Linked DNA regions of Homo sapiens: region 1 is linked to region 2. A link is a loop called in an ENCODE intact Hi-C map of the cell type or tissue named here. Cell type or tissue: Caco-2. All regions are shown on one strand. Each heading gives the region's core, and the rest is flanking DNA. Links, peaks and the distances in the headings are about the cores only. Region 1 overlaps PGCKA1 (PDCD10 and GCKIII kinases associated 1). Region 2 overlaps NWD2 (NACHT and WD repeat domain containing 2).

The links. Peaks named below come from ENCODE experiments on the same cell type or tissue, not always from the same donor. Only the 100,000 strongest peaks of a DNase experiment are listed, where the experiment ranks them.
Region 1: a loop joins it to region 2, with 1.9 times the contacts of the local background. A loop is called at or near these places in 1 of 110 quality-filtered maps.

Annotation. Positions count from the first base shown.
Region 1 is chr4:37,486,429-37,497,221 of GRCh38, reverse strand. The region is part of intron 1 of PGCKA1 (PDCD10 and GCKIII kinases associated 1); the gene reads right to left. Among named protein-coding and RNA genes, the nearest start is that of PGCKA1, 38 kb to the right of the region's middle. In Caco-2, for the core only: no CTCF peak of the experiment used is centred there; a DNase peak (open chromatin) is centred at 6,701; H3K4me3 peaks cover 351 bases.
Region 2 is chr4:37,435,235-37,446,027 of GRCh38, reverse strand. NWD2 (NACHT and WD repeat domain containing 2) reads right to left here. Exons shown (of 7, transcript NM_001144990.2): 6 at 6,638-7,227; 7 at 1-2,743. Among named protein-coding and RNA genes, the nearest start is that of PGCKA1, 13 kb to the left of the region's middle. RefSeq lists an enhancer at 3,656-4,855. In Caco-2, for the core only: no CTCF peak of the experiment used is centred there; DNase peaks (open chromatin) are centred at 4,187, 5,297 and 5,681.

The DNA.
Region 1 (10,793 bases), core at 4,205-8,204, 51 kb before region 2:
GTATTCTAAGTGAAGTAACTCAGGAATGTAAAACCAAACATCATATGTTCTCAGTGATATGTGGGAGCTAAGCTATGAGGACCCAAAGGCATAAGAATGATACAATGGACTTTGGGGACTTGGAGGGAAGAGTGGGACAGAATGAGGGATAAAAGATAATATTTGTGGTGCAGAGTATACTGCTCAGGTGATGGGTGCACCAGGATCTCACAAATCACCACTAAAGAACTTACTCATGTAACCAAATACCACTTGTACCCCAATAACTTATGGAAAAATAAAATAAAAAAAATCACTAGTATTCCTATACACCAACAACCATCAAACCAAGAGCCAAATCAGAAATGAACTCCCATTCACAACGGCCACAAAAAGAATAAAATACCTAGGAATACAGATGATCAGGGAGGTGAAAGATCTCTACAATGAAAACTATAAAAAACTGCTCAGAGAAATCAGAGATTACACAAACAAATGGAAAAACATTCCATGCTCATGGATAGGAAGAACCAATAAAATGGCCATACTGTCCAAAGCAATTTATAGATTCAATGCTATTCCTGTCAAACTACCAATGACATTCTTCACAGAACTAGAAAAAACTATTTTAAAATTCATGTGGAACCCAAAAAGAGCCCAAATGGCCAAGGCAATCCTATGCAAAAAGAACAAACCTGGAGGAATCACGCTACCCAAAGTCAAACTCTACTAAAGGGCTACAATAACCAAAACAGCATGGTACTGGTACAAAAGCAGACACACAGACCAATGGAACAGAATACATAGCCCAGAAATAAGGCCATCCACCTACAACCATATGATCTTTGATAAAGCTGACAAAAACATGCAATGGGGAAAGGATTCCCTAGTCAATAAATGGTGATGGGAAAACTGGCTTGCCATATGCAGAAAATTCCTTATGCCACATACAAAAATCAACTCAAATGGGATTGAAGACTTAAATGTAAAACTCAAAACTATAAAAACCCTAAAGACAACCTAGGCAATACCATTTTGGACATAGGAACAGGCAAAGATTTTATAAGGAAGATGCCAAAAGTAATCGCAACAAAAGCAAAGGTTGACAAATGAAGTCTAATTAAACAAAAGAGCTTCTGCACAGCTAAAGAAACTATCAGCAGAGTAAGCAGACAATCTATAGAATGGTTGTCTATAGGTTATGGATTGTCTATAGAACACCAGGTAAAAAAAATTTTTTTGCCAACTATGCATCTGACAATGCATCTGACAAAGGTCTAACATTCAGCATCTATAAGGAACTTAAATCTACAAGAAAAAAAGAAAAATAAACAACCCCATTAAAAAGTTGGCAGAGGACATGAACAGACACTTTTTTTTTTCTTAAATTATACTTTAAGTTCTGGGATACATGTGCAGAATGTGCAGGTTTGTTACATAGGTATACACTTGCCATGGTGGTTTGCTGCACCCATCAACCCATCATCTACTTTAGATATTTCTCCTAATGCTATCCCTCCCCTTGCCCCCAACCCCGATAGGCCCGGTGTGTGATGTTCCCCTCCCTGTGTCCGTGTGTTCTAACTGTTGAACTCCCACTTATGAGTGAGAACATGTGGTGTTTGGTTTTCTGTTTCTGTGTTAGTTTGCTGAGAATGATGGTTTCCAGCTTCATCCATGTCCCTGCAAAGGACATGAACTCATCTTTTTTAGGGCTGCGTAGTATTCCATGGTGTATATGTGCTATATTTTTTATCCAGTCTATCACTGATGGACATTTGGGTTGGTTCCAAGTCAGTGCAATAAACATATATGTGCATGTGTATTTATAGAATGATTTATAATCCTTTGGGTATATACCCAGTAATGGGATTGCTGGGTCAAATGCTATTTCTGGTTCTAGATCCTTGAGGAATCTCCATACTGTCTTCTACAATGGCTGAACTAATTTACACTCCCACCAACAGTGTAAAAGTGTTCCTATTTCTCCACATCCTCTCCAGCTTCTGTTATTTCCTGACTTTTTAAGAATGATCGCCATTCTAACTGGCGTGAGATGGTATCTCATTGTGATTTTGATTTGCATTTCTCTAATGACCAGTGACGATGAGCTTTTTTTCATATGTTTGTTGGCCGCATGAATGTTCTCTTTTGAGAAGTGTCTGTTCATATCCTTTGCCCACTTTTTGATGGGGTTTTTTTTTTCTTGTAAATTTGTTTAAGCTCTCTATAGATTCTGGATATTAGCCCTTTGTCAGATCGATAGATTGCAAAAATTTTCTCCCATTCTGTAGGTTGCTGAACAGACACTTTTCAAAGAAGACATATGTTCACCCAACAAACATATGAAAAAAAGCCCAATATTACTGATCATTAAAGAAATGCAAATCAAAACCATAATGAGATACCATCTTGCACCAGTCAGAATGGCTATTATTAAAAGTCAAAAAAATGACAGGTGCTGGTGAGGTTGCGGAGAAAAGCGAAGGCTTATACACTGTTGATAGGAGTGTAAATTAGTTCAGCCATTGTGGAAAACAGTGTGGCAATTCCTCAAAGACCTAAAAACAGAACTACCAATCGACCCAGGAGTCCCATTACTGGGTATATACCCAAAGGAATATAAATCGTTCTATCATAAAGACATATGCACACATATGTTCACTGCAGCACTGTTCATAATAGCAAAGACATGGAATCAACCTAAATGCCCATCAGTGGCAGACTGGATAAAGAAAATTGGTACATATACACTATGGAATATTATGCAAGTGTAAAAAGGAACAATATCATGTCCTTTGAAGGATCATGGAGCTGGAGGGCATCACCCTTAGCAAACTAACACAGGAACAGAAAACCAAATATTGCATGTTATCACTTATAAGTGGGAGCTAAATGATGAGAATGCATGGATACATAGAGAGCAAAAACAGACATGGAGGACTACTGGAGGGTGCAGGGTAGAAGGGAGGATCAGGAAAAATAACTAATGGGTACCAGGCTTAATATCTGGGTGACAAAATAATCTGTACAACAAACCCCCATGACACCACTTTACCTGCATATAACAAACCTCTACATGTACTTAAAATAAAAGTTAAACAAACAAACCTAAAAATAGAGCTACCGTGCAATCCAGCAATCCCACTGCTAGTTATATACCCCAAAGAAAGGAAATTAGGATATCAAAGAGATACCTAATTTCCCATGTTTATTGCAGCACTATTCACAACAGCTATGATTTGGAAGCGACCTAAGTTTCCATCAACAGATGAATGGATAAAGAAAATGTGGTACATAAACATAACAAAATACTATTCAGCCATAAAAGAATGAGATCCTGTCATTTGCAACAACAGGGATGGAACTGGAGATCATTATTTTAAGTGAAATAAGCCACGCACAGAAAGACAAACTTCACATGTCGTCACCTATTTGTGGGAGCTAAAAATCTAAACTACTCATGGACACAGAGAGTAGAAGGATGGTTACCAGAGGCTGAGAAGGGTAGTGGGGCCATGGAGGATGGGGAGGTGGGGGTGAGAATGGTTAATGGGTATGAAAAAATCATTAAAAAGAACAAATAAGACCTAGTATTCACTTTCCTGATATTATTGGCAGTTTCAAGAACAGTTTCTTTCATCTGTAAAAGTTCCTAAGCCATTTTATAAATGAAATATAGTCTCCTATTTAATCATTCATGCCATGATATCTGCTTCTCAGTGGAGTGGCAGGGAAAGGGGAGAGGGTTACAAATCCTCTATCACCTGCTGTGACTCCATGGATAAAGCAGATACCAATAAATGTTTGTGGAGTAAGCCTAACGTGATCATAAAACTAATACGTCATGAAGTGGGAATTAAGAAAAATTTGTGTTCACAAATGAATTAGCTTTTTATGATAATTTTAAAAAATATTATTAAATACTGTAATTCACCATGAATTAGAACAGATAATTACATGTTGTTGGACCTCTGTGTAGATATGTTGGTAAATACTGTCTCTATTTAAATGTGTCTTGGTGAAACACCAGGTAAAGACAGTGGATTGAACAGACTCAGCAAGTTTGGCCTCTTCCTGAATCTTATTAAAAGCAGAATAATTACAGATTTAAGGTATATACATACATACATCTACATATATACACATAAATACATATATACATATATAGACGCATATACATATATATATCTATACACATATACATACATACACACATACACACACACATATCAATAACTAGGAGAGATGACAGTAACAGCATTTTGGAAGCTAGGAAGTAGGCAGATGAGTGGTCACTCAGTGGACCTGAGAAAGCTGAACCAGGGCTGGCAGTGGCACCAATTTACAGCAGAGGGTCTTCAAAAGGCACTAGGATCGGTGGCAGCAGCAGGTACCTCAGGCAGAGTAGGAGGCTGAGGCCAAAATGAGGAGTGGCTGAACTGTGTTTAAGAAGCAGCTGACATGCTTAGTCTTCCCTTACTGCAGTCACCTGGGCAAGTACACCTGCTCTACCTCAGCAGAAGTCTGGAAGTTTATCCTTTGGTGAGGGCCAAACCAGAAGGTTTCTGAATTGGGAGATGTACCAGGCATATCCAACGTGGGATACTATGTAAGATAGGAGGATTAAGTAAATATGCCCGAAGCATAGGGAGATTACCCAAGTCTCCTTTTCACCTTCATCCTTCACCTCCTGGCAGCAAGGTCCATACCTTCCAGGCAAGTGTTTGGAAGAGCTTTGTTACAGGATCCAACCAACTATGCAGAAGTACCTGAAGACACTGACATTGGAAGCTCCCTAACAACTGGCTCAGCCAGATCATTCCAGTGAGAATCACCATCAGTGAGGCTGAGCACCTCCTCAGACCAGATGCCATGCTCCTGTCTCAGAAGATGTTCAGAATTTCAGTTTTAGTCCCTTGCTCTTATATATGAGCAGAACGCCAATGACTATCAGGTAGCCGGGGAAAGCCAAAAACAATCTGGAGGGACCAGAAACTATGGAGGTAAAAGAAAAATTTAAAGATGATTGTTAAAAAATTCAGTGGTGGCGCACACCTGTAATCCCAGCTACTTGGGAGGCTGAGGTAGGAGAATCACTTGAACCTGGGAGGCGGAGGTTGCAGTGAACCAAGATCACGCCACTGCACTCCAGCCTGGTAGAAAGAGCAAGACTCCACCTAAAGAAAAAAAAAAGAAAAAATAATTCACAAAGATAAAAATATAGACCTGTGTCCATATTTGCTTAATGAAGCAAGAAAATAATGCTTCTACAAAAAGGCCATTCAGAGAATAAAAAAGGACCTCTTAGAAAGGAAAAACATGATAGCATTATATAAAAACCTCCATCAAAGGAATGTAAATTAAAATAAAGAAATTAGAGTGAAAAAACAAATAAATGGATAAGAGGACAGATAAAGGCAGATAATCCAATAATTCTAGAAGATCTAGAAAGTGAAATAAAACAAAATAAAAACCCACAGAAGAAAACATCAAGAAAATAATTCAAGAAAATTCCCCCAAACTGGAGGGTAGATTTTCTAGATTCAAAGGACCACTGAGTGCCCAGTAGATGGAAATAAACTCACACCAAGGGATATCATTGTGAAATTTTACAACATAGGATAAGATACCTGATAAGAATTGATAAGGTACCTGGTAGGAAACTGCTGGACTCACTGAACATCTTGAAAGAATATTAACAATTGGCAAATATTATTAATGAAAGCTAAGTACGTTAAAAAAATGCACAAGAAAAACAGATAAAACCATACAAACAAGTAAAAAAACTAACTCCAGGGATATTGTGTTCCCACAAAAATATAGTTGAGCATATGCCCCATTTCTGAATATCACATATAGTCATAATAATGTGAATAATGTAAATTGAATATTTTTCTAATTGAAATCGAGATATAATTATATCATGAGGATGGGAATTAACTGCCTGTGGTGTGGACAGAGAGAATAAAGAGCTAAGCCATCATCTTCCATAGCGGAAAGTCAATGTACAATATCCCAAGTAAAAAAATCAGGAGGAACACTTGACATTAAGGTGTCAGGAAGTAAATACCAGGCAAAGAGTGGAAAGTGGTTTGAGGAAGGTGGATTGGAAGTAGGCTGGCTGGCTGAGGACTGCTCTTTTCCTTAAGGAACCTTATGAAATCTGCAGGCTCTTTATATTCTAGTATATAACTTTGATAAAATTTAAAAAATGATTTAAAGTGTAATAGTATAAATAGAGCTAAAAAGTAAAGACTTTATCAAAATAGAATCTATGTGATTTTGGTAAACAATTTTGGGGGTACTCCCTTTCCCTTTTGATAAATAGAATTGTACTAATTTCTAATGTCCCTTGAACTCTACATTTGTTTATTGTATTTCTTTGTACATGTGTCTGTACTTTTGAACACAAACACACAGAAATCTGGTAACTGGGAGTAGAGTCCCCTGATTATTTTGATCATTAAAATTTGGTATGTATTATACACACACATGCAAAAACACAATCTGATCCCATCAAATGAAGGTGGCAAAGCCATCTTCTGATTTTTAGAGAAACAAAGGAGGCTGCATTTCTATCTTCCTCTGTCCAGGTGAGAGGAGAAGCCGGGAGAGACCAAAGTACCCTTCTGTTTAGACTCTTGTGTGTGACGTATGGTGATGCTGACCTAAAAGTTAATATTTACCTGTCTCCATGAGTTAAGCTCTGCTTGAGAACCTGGCAGGGGACAAAGAAAGGAAACTACTACAAACGCGGGTAGACGTTTGCATTAAAGTCAACGCTCTTCTTGGTAGCATTGGCCAAGTCACTCCTACACGTTTCTAGTACATGAAAAGGAAGAACATGAGTCTAGTCTTTTAAAAATACCAATATGAAAGTAGGGGAAGGGGTCTCTACATTTAAGAGAAAAATGCCGGGTTGATTAAGATTGCTGGGTTCAAACCTCCTGTTACTAACTTTACGACTTTGTGTAAGTCAGTTAATCTATTCCTATGGTTCCTCACCCATAAATTGGGGGATATTAATACCTATTCCATATGGTTGTTATGAGAATTATGCATTAACATACAGGAGAGCAATGAAAACTGAGTATACAGTGCTGAAAATTGAGTTTCAATTACCTTCTCTAAAAATAGATACAAAGAATATAATTTGATTCACAAGAATCTTAGATTGATTCATGACACTCTTTTTTTCTATCCTCTTTCTTTTCTTTTTTTTTAAGTTATGTAATCTAGTGTTAAGAATGATAGGAGATCTAAGAGGAGACAATTTCTCATGACAAATTTGGTTCAGTCAATCTCAGAAGGTCAAAGAACATATTATGCGTTGGCTACAGCAATCCCATTTAGGACAATCTCAGGTTACATTCATTTGCACTAACATTTTGGATCTGACACTAAAGCTTTCCTTTGCTTGCCAGATTTATCTGTGCTGGAAAAACCCTGCTAGTGTCAAGTCAAGGAGTCTAATCATTGGTTTAGGGAAACTTATTTATTTTTTGTCATCCCAGGTCTTCAACAACAACTGGCACACAGAGAAGGTGCTCAATAAATACTTTTTGCATTAAAGACAGAAAAATACATTGGTGTGCTCCTTACATAAGTTGCAGAACCATACCTCAGAGTCACCCACAATTCTCTCACCCAAAAATGTAACCTTATTTTTCTAATTTTTGTGTTTATGCTAAAACTTTTATAATTAAATGACTATATGAAGTGGAATGTTATATTATTGTATGTGTAATTCACATTTGAAAAATTAATTAAGAAGACTATCATCCTAGGAATGTGCTATTTTAGGGTGGTAAGCTATCTATGGCTAAAATCTCCCCAAAAGCTAGGGCAAAAAAACAGAGACATAACAATGATATAGAGCAAATCTTTCTCTCCTTCCCCCAAAATGAGACCATAGCATACATAAGAATTTAGTGTATGAAAAATTATAGAATTTCTTATACATGACTTTTATTTCCTTGTAGTAAGAGCACTTAACAGGAGATCTACATTCTTAAATTTTAAGTGCACAATACAGTATTGTTAACTACAGACATCATATTATACAGCAGATTTCTAGAACTTATTCATCTTGCATAATTGAAACTTTATACCCATTGAACAGCAATCCCCATTTCCTTCTTCCCCTAAGCCCCGGCAATCTTCCAGGACCTCTGCGTATACCAAAATCCATGCATACTCAATTATCACAGGTGGCCTGAGGAACCACTTAGGAAACCGCTTAGGAGAAGCTGGCCTTTGGTATATACGTGGGTTTCACATCCTAGTAACACTGTGTTTTTTAAATGGGTTTGGTTGAAAAAAACCCACTTATAAGTGGACCCATGCATTTGAACCTGTGTTGTTCAAGGGTCAACTGGAGGACTAAGGGAGGTTTACACTGGAAGAGTCAAGTTGTTAGGTTATGTTGATAGGAGATGGAAGAAAAGGTAGAGGTTAAAGACGGAGGAAAGCGGGGAGATAATCACTTGAAGAAGGTCTATCAGCAGGCCAGAGGTGATGGAACAGGATTTGTGAGCATGGGAGGGGAGATAGGTGAGGAATAAGGTAGACTGATGCTGGTATCTTCATCCAGATTTCCCAGGTGCTCTGGCAGGAGAGTTCCCACACTGACTTAGATTCAGACAGTAGAATGCAAGAAGAGAAAGGTAGAAGGAAGTAAGGCAGAGGTTATACTCTGGCTACTTCTGCTGCTTCTGTTGGCAAGCCTATGTAGACCCACAGGTTTTTGTTAGCAGTGTTCCAATATCCAAGTGCTTTGTGGATGTCAAGAGGCAGAATGCAGGCCGTTTGGGTTTTTTTGTTGTTGTTGCCTACATGGATTTATCACATGGCATGACTGTGGGGCCACCAGCTATCATGTGACAAGCTCGAGTTGCCTACAATGTTCCAAATCTTGATTCTCCCACTAATTCATATGCCAATGTGTCTTAATACACTGGTTTGAAACTAGTCTTTTAGGAAATACACTGCCTTTAAGCATATGGAAAATAAATACATTTTGGACCTAAAAATTAACTATTATTGTCTTATTTTACTATTGCTGTGTGAAAAAAATATTCTGGACTTGAAAGGATTTGGAAATTGCTCTTCCAAGAAAATTTAAGCCCAACAGGGCCTGGATGTGAAGGCTATGGAACAACTCTATGACCTAGCAATTTTCCACTCCTAGATATTTACACAAAAGTGCACATAAAGACTGGTACAGGAGTCTTGATATTAGCTTTATTCATAATAGCCCCAAACTGAAATAATCCAAATGTCCAACAATAGTAAAAAACACTGTGGTGTAGTCATACAATGAAATACTACTAAGCAATAAAAAAGAATGAGCAATAAAATATTATACTACTGAGCAATAAAAAAGAAAAAGAAACATGCAACATCAACAAAACACAAAACCAGGCTGAGTAAAAGAAGCCTTACACAAAGGAGGACATATGTATATATGTAATCATACAAATGTGTGATATAAATGTATGATTCATGAATATGAAGTTTTGAACAGGCTAAATTAATCTGTGGTGATTTTTAAAAATTAGAACAGTCATTGACTCCATGGGGCTGGGGACAAGGATTGATTGGAAACAGCAAGAGGGTTTTCCTGGGTAATGATAATGTTTTCTATATATCTTGATGGAAATTTGAGTTATACAGTTAAAACTCCCAAATAATACACTTAAATTTGTATATTTCACTGTATGTAAATTATACCAGGGTAGGATGAAGAAGGGAAAGAAGATAACCATAAAAAAAACTTACAGTTAATGCAATGCATATTGAAGTGCTGGGGTGAAATGAACTGATGTTTGCAACTTGCTCTGAAATACAGTTAAATAAAAAGATACATTACTTGATAGAGGGATGGTTAGATGGTTACATATGTGATCAGGCAAATATGAAAAATTTTAGTTGTAGATTTCAGGTGGTGAGTGTAGTTCATGTACAATTCTTTCAACTTTTCTGTAGCTTGAAAATGTTCATACAGAAAATAAGAGAGTGTGTGGGGGTCAATCTCTTTTTGCCTTTTTGAAATATTTCCTTAACCTTTGGGCAAAGAAACCTACTTCAAAACAAGCAAAGCATTTCATGTGGTTCTTGGCCCATTTTAATAAATGTATCTTAAGATGTCACTCGTACCATCTCCACCCCAGTAATAACCACCATCAATCACTCCCAGTGTAGACATCACCATTTCTGGATCACAGTGGTGATTACTTTATACATGCTATCTCTGTGTAGAGAAATTAGTAGCTTTCCTTATGGTTTAACAAAAAGCTCTAGGCTGAGTCACGTTTTCAGAACTTCCAGGCAGCCAGGAACTAGAACAAACAGGTGTCCAAGATGAAGATAATGTCTGTGACAGTAATTTTAGCAGACTGTATCATTCAAATATATTATGAAGGTATGGGACAATGTGCATGTGTGTGCATGTGTATGTTTTGGGGATGGTGAGCTGAAGCAAGAAGAAGGAAAATATATTCCAGAAAGAGGATAAACACTGAAAGTCCCAAAAAGGAACAGTAACTTCAATCTGATTTATATATGGAAAGAAAGCTTATTCCTTCCTCCTTTTTTCTCTTTCTTAAGCTCATGTCTGATGCCATATGATACTATCACTTGGCAAAGGGTTGACAATGGCTGCCCGAGTTTGGCAACGCTGGTTCTTTTGTGCCTTTCTTTTCTCAATAAACCTTTGACAAAGGCTCGGTGCTTGAAAGGTTGGGCTGTTTCTTGTTTGGTCTAAGTGTTTCTTGCTCGGCAGAATGATTAACTGTCTCTGAATGTCAATA
Region 2 (10,793 bases), core at 3,704-7,703:
TGCTGAAGTTCCACTTATGAACACAATCGGATCCATCCAGGGAGTAAATGATTTCCCCTCTAGCAGGCAACAACAGACTTTGGATGGGTTTTCCAGTCTTATCTATGTTGGACATAGCTGTGATTATATCTATGTCCCAAATGGAAAGAACACCACTGGTTGATAAAGACAGTAGCATATTGTGGTGACTGGATTTCACTAACTTAACAATGGAACCTGAGATTTCCTGCAAGCTTGCCATACACTGTCCTGTGTCCCGCCTCCAAAAAAACACAGCTGAGGTATTTTCCATGGTGGCGATGATACAATCTCCATTTTTAGACAGCACGGCAGATATAAAGCGTTCGTTGTGCTTGGCTCTGAACTTTTCAGCCACCTTCCACAGACCAGTATCTAAGAGCTCAATGCTGAGGGCTTTACAGATCAGAACTGCACTTTGGTCTTCTGAAAGCTCAATGCTGACCACCTCACTGTCTTCTCTTCGGCAATCAAAGTCATCAGTCAGCTGGGGGCTGGAAATGTCCTCAGTATTCCAAACAGAAAGACTTCCTTCACTGTCTACCATGACCATTTCCTGAGCTGTGTCCAAGATAAGAAGAAACTTCACAAATCCACCTGAAAATTCTGATGTCACTGTACATAACTTTTCTCCACTCCCTAAATGAAATATGGTGGTTGTGTTCAGGTATTGGCCACAGAAAGCATACAGACCATCCAGGGAGCACTGGACGCACGTCACTTCATACCAGCAGTGGAACTGGTAAAGCGGCCATCCGTACAGCAGATCGATGACAGTGACATCTTTGCTGGCTTCGAGCCATGCAAGGGCGTGGTTGGCGGACAGTGTAAATCCATTGATGTAGGTGGCGCTGCTTCCATGCTTGGTCCCCTTGATTTCTACTTCAGACAGGAGGCAAGAATTGACATTGTCATAAATCAACAAGGTGTTATTTGTTGTAGCCACCACAAGGTACTTTTCATCACTGGTGAGTTTCATGCCCAGGATGACAGACTGGGCTGTGGTGATTTGCCTGAGTAGCTGTCGAGTCTCTACATCCCAGGTGCTGATGGAACCATTTTCTAAAGCTGTGAGGACAGTGCTGGGGTTACAGGTAGGCAGGATCTCTGTGACATGCAGGTGACTGGATGATAAGGGAAGACGCTCTGGGCTGTATGTCACATCCATGGATGAATGCAGTGGTACAATGGAGCAATATTTGGGCCCATCTTTATCACACTCTAAAAGAAGATGTCTAAGTTTGGGCAGGGAGCTTACAACAGGCAGCAGTCTTTGCTGAAGCTCTGCTGAAAGGGAGCCGGGAAATGCAGTGACCTTGTTTTTGATGCTGCGGAGGGTGTTGGCCAGGAACTTCAGCTCCTTCTCTTGCGAGTAGTTGTAAGCCAGCTCAATGTCTGAAAGCACTTTGTCAAACTGGCCAATTTTGATCATGGTATAAAGCCAGCTGAAGTTCATGATGATGCCGTAAAGCAGGTCATCGGTTTTTCCACACCTCGTCAAGTGGTACAACAGCTCAGACATTTTCCGATGATTAACGAAAAAGATGTCAGGTTCCAGGGGATTACACTGGAAAACCCAGGGCTGGTCTGGAGCCTGCCTGTCAAAGGAAGCCTGTTCCATGAAGTGCTTTTCTTCCTCCAGCAAACTTCTGTTCTCCAAGTCAAGGCAGCCATTCAAGTAGGGGTCCTCAAGGCAGAAGGCTTTCCTCCTGCCCCCTGACCAAACCCCCAGAAAATAATCTGCTAAGATGGTGTGCATTTCACGCAGGTCATTGTCATCCTGCAGATATAGCTTCTGGGCTATGAGCTGCAGGTGTCTGTTGGCCCAGACTAGGAGTGTGACATTTTTCACATGTCTTTCTATTAGGTATCCACTGAGACCCTCCTTGAGCCTTGCAATGTACAAGTAAGGTACTCTCAGGGGATTGCTGGGTCTGGTGTTTTCTTTGAGCTCACTCATTACACTGTTGTCTAGGGCTAACACATCCTCCAGTTCCATTTCACTCAGACCCATTTTGGCCATGGTGATGTAACCAAGAGCCCTAGAGACCAGTTTCTGACCACACTTCTTCTCCAAGGACCAGAATAACTGCTCTATACTTTCATGAACGGTGACAGAGAGGGAGGATTCATCGACGTCTTTGTGAGATCTCCAGTGCCTCACCTCCCTGAAGGTCAGGTTCACAAACATTGGCAGTGTGCACTTGGATAATGCATTGTTCACATAAATCTGCTGGCCTGATGTGACCTTCCTTTTGACGCGCAGCAGCTGGTGTTTGAGGACCTGGCTGCACATCTTCCTGTCTCGGGGAATCAGCTCGATGTAGTTGTCTTCTTCATGGATAAGGCACCTTAGTTTCTGCAAGATCCCATGTTTGTTGGGCAGCGTGGAAAGGACTATCCGGACAAAGCGGGGCAGGTGAGCTGGGAGCCACCAAAGCTTCCTGGCATCATCATTCTCTGAGAGCTGCTCTAGTGCATCGAATATTATGACTAGAGGTCTCTGCAGTGAAGACTCATTCAAAAGATTTATAAATAAGTCACAGAGGTCATGGATCTTCTTAGGGTAGCTTTGAACCAGACACCGGTAGTTAACTGCCAATTGTTCACAAACACTTAGAAGGAGAGTCCTAAGGTCAGAGCTCATGTCTGTCGTTCCTAGAAATCTCACGATGACTACTGGGTCAGATTCTGGTCCTGTGTCCTCATGTAGCCAGCCATAAGCCTGAAACACAAAAGTGGAGTTTAGAATGGTAATATGTATTCACATGGTCATATGTGATAACATTGCCTCTCTCCAGAGCTCAGATTTCTGGTCTCCTCTGCTGTGCAGGAAATAGCTTAGGACCAAAAATTGGAAAAACCCTCTGAGAAGGCCAAAGAACTGCCATGAAGCTTGTGTACCAAAATCTACAGGTGAGACCCTCAGGATTACCCCTACTGAGTGTACTAAAGTAGCAATAATAGTATTTTTCACTCATTCGGCAATATTTAGCTTGTATTCCAGAAGATACAAGGTGTTTCATGAATTATAAATACAAATATCTAGTATGGTCAGCTTTGTATCACTGAATGAATACCCATTTCCTGGTGCAGTTGTTGGCACACAGTAGGTCCTTTGTAAGTGTTTAATGAATGGATAAGTAATGATTTACATATTATATTAAGTTAAATATATGCATTAATTGAGAGCATATAATGTCATATATGGCTGACCAAATTTCCAATTAATTAGAAAGCAATAAAAATATTCAGTACTGAAATTACTTTGAATATAATCTTTTATGATTTAGAGATAATTTTATGGTGTTATAGGGTCATAATTTTGATTATTATTTATCTGTTATAAAATCCACAGAATGGTGGTTAAAAGAGCTTTGTTAAACGTTGTGCTTTGTAACAGATAGTTGATTTTATATACATGTAGCCATCAGTCCTCACATTATCTCTCTGAAGGGTAGATGAGATTACAGTGTCATTTAATAGGAGAGGAAACTGAGGCCCAAGCTGGATAAATGACTGCTCAGAGTTAAATGGTCACCAAGAGACAAAGCTGGAGTAGAAGTCATACCTGACTTTTCATTCTTTCATTTCTTAAATACTCTGTGGTGTTAAAGGATAAAATATGTGAGGAGCCCACTAAGTTTAGTCTTTCTGTTTTGAAAGGTCAATATAAGAAGAAATATGCCCAAGGCATAAAATACTCCAATGAGTATTTTTAGGAAAATAAAGTCTTTCAGTTATCCTTGGAATTTACCAAGGATATGCCTGAGATAAGGAAGAGTGATTTTACACATTAGGAGGTAAGTTTGTGAACTTTGCTTCCTCAGGAGAGATAGTTCAGGTTAAGGCATGAATAAAATTAGAAAGATTTATGGAGGTCAGTTTTATAAGGAGCTGTTAAGGAAAATAAACATTTCGTTGCTGTTGTTTAGCCTCAACCTTTGAAGCTGATTTCAAGGAAGATAATCTTGTCATTCAACAACTATCCTTTGGTGGTAAATCTGAAAACACCGGTTTGTTTCTACATTGATTGCTTATGATAACTACAGGCATCCTCCTCCGTCCTCCCAGTCACATGTTGCTGAACATGTGATGTCTGTAGAGAGCAGCCCTACCATCACGAGCTCATGGTCATGGAAATGCTGGGTGACACATGAGATAAAAATGAGATATCTATCTGCATCCTCAAAGGGACATGAGGTCACAGGACGGTACAGGTTGTTGTTGACGGTGAGTCAGACATTCCCCAGGAGAAAGGTAAGTGAAGCGCAGGCAGAGGACCTAAAAAGAGGCACAGTTTCTTGGAGGACCCGACTCCTGGATAGTCAATAGACAGACTCAGGCTATTGGACAAAATATCTAGAAGAGCAAGAGCTCAGAAAGCTGTTCCTTAAACTGACCAACTCTGAACAGTTACCACACTCTGCCTCACTGGGACTGCTTATCTGTGCAGGGAATCAGCACATCCCACATAAGTCTTGACCTCTTGTGCTAGAGCATGTGGAGGTGCATCACATGAACCTTTGACTTAGTCAAATTGAACGATATTTGTTTCCTCCAGCGGCCTGTATGCTCCTTTCCTCCACAAGGAAAAGGGCCCTAGGGTGATTACAAAATGGCATATGTGAATGTTTACTCATTTGGTTTCAGTTCTCAGGTGCCCCTCATGGTGTTACTATCTTGCTTACTTGGAATAATTCTAAAGTTTGAAGATACACATACAAATTCCTGTTCAAAGGCACATAAACATATGCATACACAATTTATGCAATGCAATGTGGACCCTAAATACAAGCCTGCTACTTCATCTGGTGCTTAATTAAAGAAAAAGCTATATCTTCTAACATAAGCAGAAAACCCAGCTGGGCTTGATAGATTAAGAAAAAGCAAATTAGACTTCCTATGGACTTTTCAAAGGTAAATGGAATATACCTGATTTCACCTATGGGCTTACTTTGGAACCTAATCCTCACATACAGTGTAATGCAACTGTCTCTGTTCTTGTCTTCAAGAGGACCAATTTGAGATTATGTAGCACATGACAGGTTATGAGAATATTCGTGAACTTAAAGAAAGTCCTGTTCTTAAGAGAGTCACCATGGGAAGAATAACACAGAGCTTCAGAATTAACACCATAATAAAATAAACCACCACACTTTGACACTAAGGGAAGAGGAGGTTAAAAATAATGGAACTAGTTTCATCCTGTTTAGGCTGAAGAGCCAACTCAGCAGATACCACATTCCAAAGTGAGGTTCCAGACCATCATGCAGGACTTGAAAGGGAGGTTCTGAAAACCAGTTTTGCTACTGTTAACAGATTACCCGCTGCTAGTCTGAAAAAGAAGACTGGAGAGGCAGGGAAAAATGGTGGGGATCAGGGTGCTGCGGGTTGTTTCTCTCACCTCCCCCTCCCTAGAAGGAGGTCAGAGAGATGCCTGTCCTTGACTTCCAGCCAAGAGGAAGGGACTTTAGTGGACCACCTATAGAATGCCCCCTACAGCTTGGGGATACAGGCATCTGGTACCTAGTGACATCTGGAAACCATGAAGGCTGAGTGACTGAGGCTGCCTAGCTGCTGTGATGGAGAAGTGAGACAGAGCTACAGGGCTGGGACTGGCCCAGAGGTCTAGAGTTCCTCAGGGCAAAACAATACCTGAGTGTTTCCCATGTGCTACATGTGGACGGCAGGCTACAGTGAGCTGACAAGGGTTTCTGTTTGCTTTTCGCAGGTCCTGTCTAAGGAGTGTGCTGGGATGTAGACAGGATCTTAGCAGAAAGGTACTGGAAGCACATTGCTGGATGTCTAGGAGCTGAGGAAGTAACCAGCTAGAAAAAAGATGCATTCCCCTGTGTCTAGGCAACTGTAGGTAAGAGATGCTCAGGGAAGATAGGGCAGAGGTACGGGAGGGGAAGGACCTCCAGGAAGCCATGAAAAGGCCTCCAAAGAGATGGGAGGCAGCTTTAAACATGTGCTAAGAACAGAGAGTTCACAGTCCAGTTCAGAACAGCACTGGTTACGTAATAACTTTCTGGCCACCTTACCTTTCCCATATCCCCTAAACTGTGACTTTATAGGAATCATAAATGTCATTGGGATTAGGAAAGGAGAGAAAGAAGTGCCACGTGGAAAAAGAAAGAAGATCCCCATTTCCCACTGTAGGTGCCTTGTTTATGAGAGGCCCCAGATGGGGAAGAAAGGTGTAGACTGATATTTTCATTTTTACCTTAGCCTGGACATACTCATTACTGAACGGAGACTGATTTAGCAGACTGGAGTGACCAGAGGGCTTGTCCTTGTCTGAAAGGAATGAGAACAGTTATTGAGATTGGCCTGGGTTTTCATCCAAATGGGGTGAGGGATGGGAACTAGCCCACAACATGAGTCTGAACAGTGAAAGAAAAAAATAAACTTGCTTTCCAGTTGTACCCCATGAGTTTTGCTCTCTCAATATAACTGTTATACCAGCAAAAAAGAAGCACTGCAGTATTCACTCCTAAAAGACCAACTATAATTCACATAGTAAACTCAGAAAGTAGAAATGAATTTGATTAATTTACCATTTTCCAAAAGTACAAGTTTTTACAAATATACACGGGAAAGAATAGGCTTTTACCTTCTTTGCTACTTCAGCTAGCAGAAGGGTCTTCCCAGTGCATGGCCCACCATATATAATAAGAGGGTTGATGTGTCCAGCTTTGCTTGGAAGAATGTAGTTATGCACTATGTTTAGAGATTCACATTTGTACTCATAGAAGGAGGCGTATGTTTTACATAATGATGAATGTTGAAGGATTTCATCATAGAGTGTATCAGTTTCAGTGTCAAAATTCTGTTGTATCGTTGCCTGAATTATATCAATCATGTCCTCATAAAATTGTTTACCAAGTCCTTCGATGTAATGATTTTCTATTTCTTGGGAGTAGCCTAGTTTCATGTCACAATGAGTAACAGATGTGTACACTCTCAGATTAGATGATGCAACAATAGTAGGAATAAATTCATCCCTGAGTTTTATCAGCTTCTCTTGGGCTTCTGGGTCCCGAATAATCCTCGGTTCTGTTCCAGTTATATCCATGTATTTTCCCATCTCTGGGATTTTCACAAAGCGCTCAATGTTAGCAATTTTCCTAATGTAGCAAACACACTTCTTTAGAAATGCTGGAGTTTGTTTTCCCAGAGCAAAGTCAAACTCATCCTCTATAGCTGAAAGAAAATATAAGAAGGAGTTTATTGCTTAGAACAAAGGAGCAACACACCCACATTCTCAATAGTCAACACTTAGTCATTAGTGGTAAATTATTTTGCTTATGGTTTGTAGCGAAGTAATCTTTAGAATAATTTCTTGATTTCCTATTTGTCTTTTCCTAATCAGCCAGCAACCCGGGAGAACAGGTTTTACATAAAATTATCTAATTTTCTCCCCAAGTTTAGGAAGAGGTTGGACATAAGCATAATAAAGAAAGCATATCAAAGTTATAGTGGATATTTCTAATATCTACTATTTCTAATTGCTGCTCAGTTTTCCTCTCAGACTTCAGAGGTTCTAAGAGGGAACAGCAGGGACCCATCTGGGCCAGGAAAGAAAGAGGAGGAGGCTGAAGGATGTAACTAGTTAACCGTTTCTTGTCAGTCTTTCCTTAACAAAGTGACCTCACCATTTTGTTTGAGGTATATTGAGTCCTAGTCAGATATGATCAAATATCAATATAAAAGCAAATTTTTTTTTCTTTTTTTTTTTTTGTTTAGACGGAGTCTCGCTCTGTCGCCCAGGCTGGAGTGCAGTGGCGCAATCTCGGCTCACTGCAAGCTCCGCCTCCTGGGTTCACACCATTCTCCTGCCTCAGCCTCCCAAGTAGCTGGGACTACAGGCACCCGCCACCATGCCCGGCTAATTTTTTGTATTTTTAGTAGAGATGGGGTTTCACCGTGTTAGCCAGGATGGTCTCTTTCTCCTGACCTTGTGATCCACCTGCCTCAGCCTCCCAAAGTGCTGGGATTACAGGTGTGAGCCACCACGCCCAGCCCAAAAGCACATTTTAAGGCAAAATATAATTATATTCTGATGACTGATCAATCTGGGTGATCTATGTCACTGTTATAATATCCATCAGAACAAGTACAGAAAAAGTGACTTAGTATATAACTTCATTTCTTCTAACATATACCGTATTATGGCTTACAATACATATGCTTGCACACAAGTACATATATATTATAAATAATTTGTGTCCCCATAAGAAAATTTTAAACTGGGTCAGTAGTAATGAAAACATCATTGTGCAGGGAAAAATTAAAAATATGTAAAATAAGCTAATGGAAATGAATGACAAAGCAAGTATTCTTAAAATTGGCTGCTCTTCCTTTCTTCCTCCTTCACCATCCCTTTCCTTCATGTAATTGCTCTTCATTGAACACCTTTTATATTCCAGGCACGATGACAGCCGCTTAGGATACAATGGTGAGAGAAAACAGAACATTGAGAAAAATAATCCATTATGGAGCCCTATAAACTGAATGTTTGTGTCTCCCAGAAATTTATATGTTGAAACCTGATTAGGTTTCAGTGTGATAGTGTTAGGAGGTGGGGCGTTTGGGTAATTAGTTCATGAGGGCAGAGCCTTTATGAATGAAAGTCGTGTTCATATAAAAGAGATCTCAGAGAGTTCCCTTGCCCTCCTGCCCTGTGAGGACACAGCAAGAAGACAGCCATCTGTGAGCGGGAAGTTGGCCCTCATCAGCCACAGAATCTGCAGGTGCTTTGATCTCAGATTGTGAATTTCTGTCAGGGAGGCTCTGAATACACAGGGCTGGTCTGGCCATAAATTGAAAAAAATTACATGCTGGTCATAACTCCAATGTCAAGCAAAATCTAGAATATATATACATATATTCTGTAATGTAACTATTAAGAAGGGTGAGAATTTTATTTAAAAATGGTTCCTTTCGGTGGAACTCTTGTGATAATATTTTTTCAGTAATGAGAGCCTTTCAATGGAAATTTTCAACCTAAATGAAAAAGATATTTTCATAGCTACCAGTGCCTAGTAAGCTGTGTCATGAGCATCAGTACATTTTACAAATGGTTTTAATTGAGCAAGCTGGTTAAGGAAGCCAGTTAAAGGAGCTTATAAACATATGTCTACTATTCTTTTTAAGGAAGAGTAAGAACTTGTTATAATGTAGATAAGGGAAGATGCCAGAAATCTGGACATCATGAGCTACTACAGAAAGCAGCCTTGGACCCATCTCTTTTCTAGTCATCTGTGTAAAATGCTAGCAGGTTGGATTAACAGCTTGCTACATTCTGAGAGCATCATGAAGAGAAAGGAAGCGGTCAAACTGTAGTATCTATATATAATGCATTATAATCAGAGATATGCTCTGCCACCTTTGACTCCCAGAAAGCAATTCAACTATAACTTGACATTGTTATCACATTTATGAAAAGGATGTATCAAGCAGAAGTGTTGATCACAAATGGAGCAAAAAAAGAAATACAGATAAACTAATTTGGCAGAGCCCATCTAAGCTTGGCTCAGGGGGGATAAATGCTGTACACAGAATGCCTGGTATGGTATAGACTTAAATATACCTAAATAAATGAGAGCTATGATACAAAGGCAACTCTACAGAGTTATTTTTAGAGGCGAAGTGCATGCTTATGATTTTATGGGAATTTTATTCACAGTTTCTGATGCCTATCTATAAATATTATAAATTTTAGAATTTTAGGGCATTATTAGAATATTATATTTATTTTCTGTTTTTGCATGTTCCTTAATGTCCTGAAATTTAACCAGTGAGAGCATCCACTGAAGGTAATGGTGGAAATAGGTTTCCAGTCCTGGTAACTATTATCCATGAGAAATTAATTTCTTTACGATTCCCAAGGCCACTGAGTTTTGATGTTCTCAGAAGGGCACCATTTTAGAGTCTAATTTATTTCTCGTCCTCTCCTGTTGTTTAAAAAGGTGAAACTAGAAGTGTGAAAAATTACATTCAAACATAAACAATACACCTTTAACAGGTTCTATCCAGTATTCTTATTTCAAGATTTCTAAAAATATAATATATACTATATCCATTTGAAAGAGTTGGCACGTCAGCAATTTTGATTGTGCAGACATGATCTTAAAAGGAGTTTGAACGTAAAATAAGTAAAATTGTCATGAGCATGTATATCTTCAGGAGATATAACCCCAAGCAGAAAACACTCCACTTGTAGTGGCTCACATGAAATTTCTCATCTTCACATGGCTATCTATGTGGACACAGTTCTTCACTGTGTGGGGAAAGCTAGGACAAGTGTTTGCCAGGGAAATAACCAAACACTGGAGCTGTGCGATTGTAAATAAGAGGATGACTTCCCCAGACTGGTGTTTTTTACATAAATAATAGGAAAGCTTCACTCCAGGTACTTTTTTCTAAGACAGCTCTTGAAGGAACAGGGTTGTTCTGTCTTTGATAAAGGTGAAGAGCCTGAGCCTCAAAGGTGGATCTAAAGGTTCCAAAGGAACAAGGATATACCCTGATCTATATATTTAAATACAGTACTTATTCCTGACGATTGTGGTATTTTCAGGAAGACTTTAAATAAGACCTAATTTTTAAAAACAGCTTCCTTCTGGAATTTGTCAAAATGGTTTGTAACTTCTCTGAGCTTCACCCACATGGATCCAGTGAGAATGATTACCAAGTGCCTTTTAGGTTTTCACGAATGCTTTGCCGCACCATTTCAAAACCAATCTGAAAACGCAGCTATTATAGTT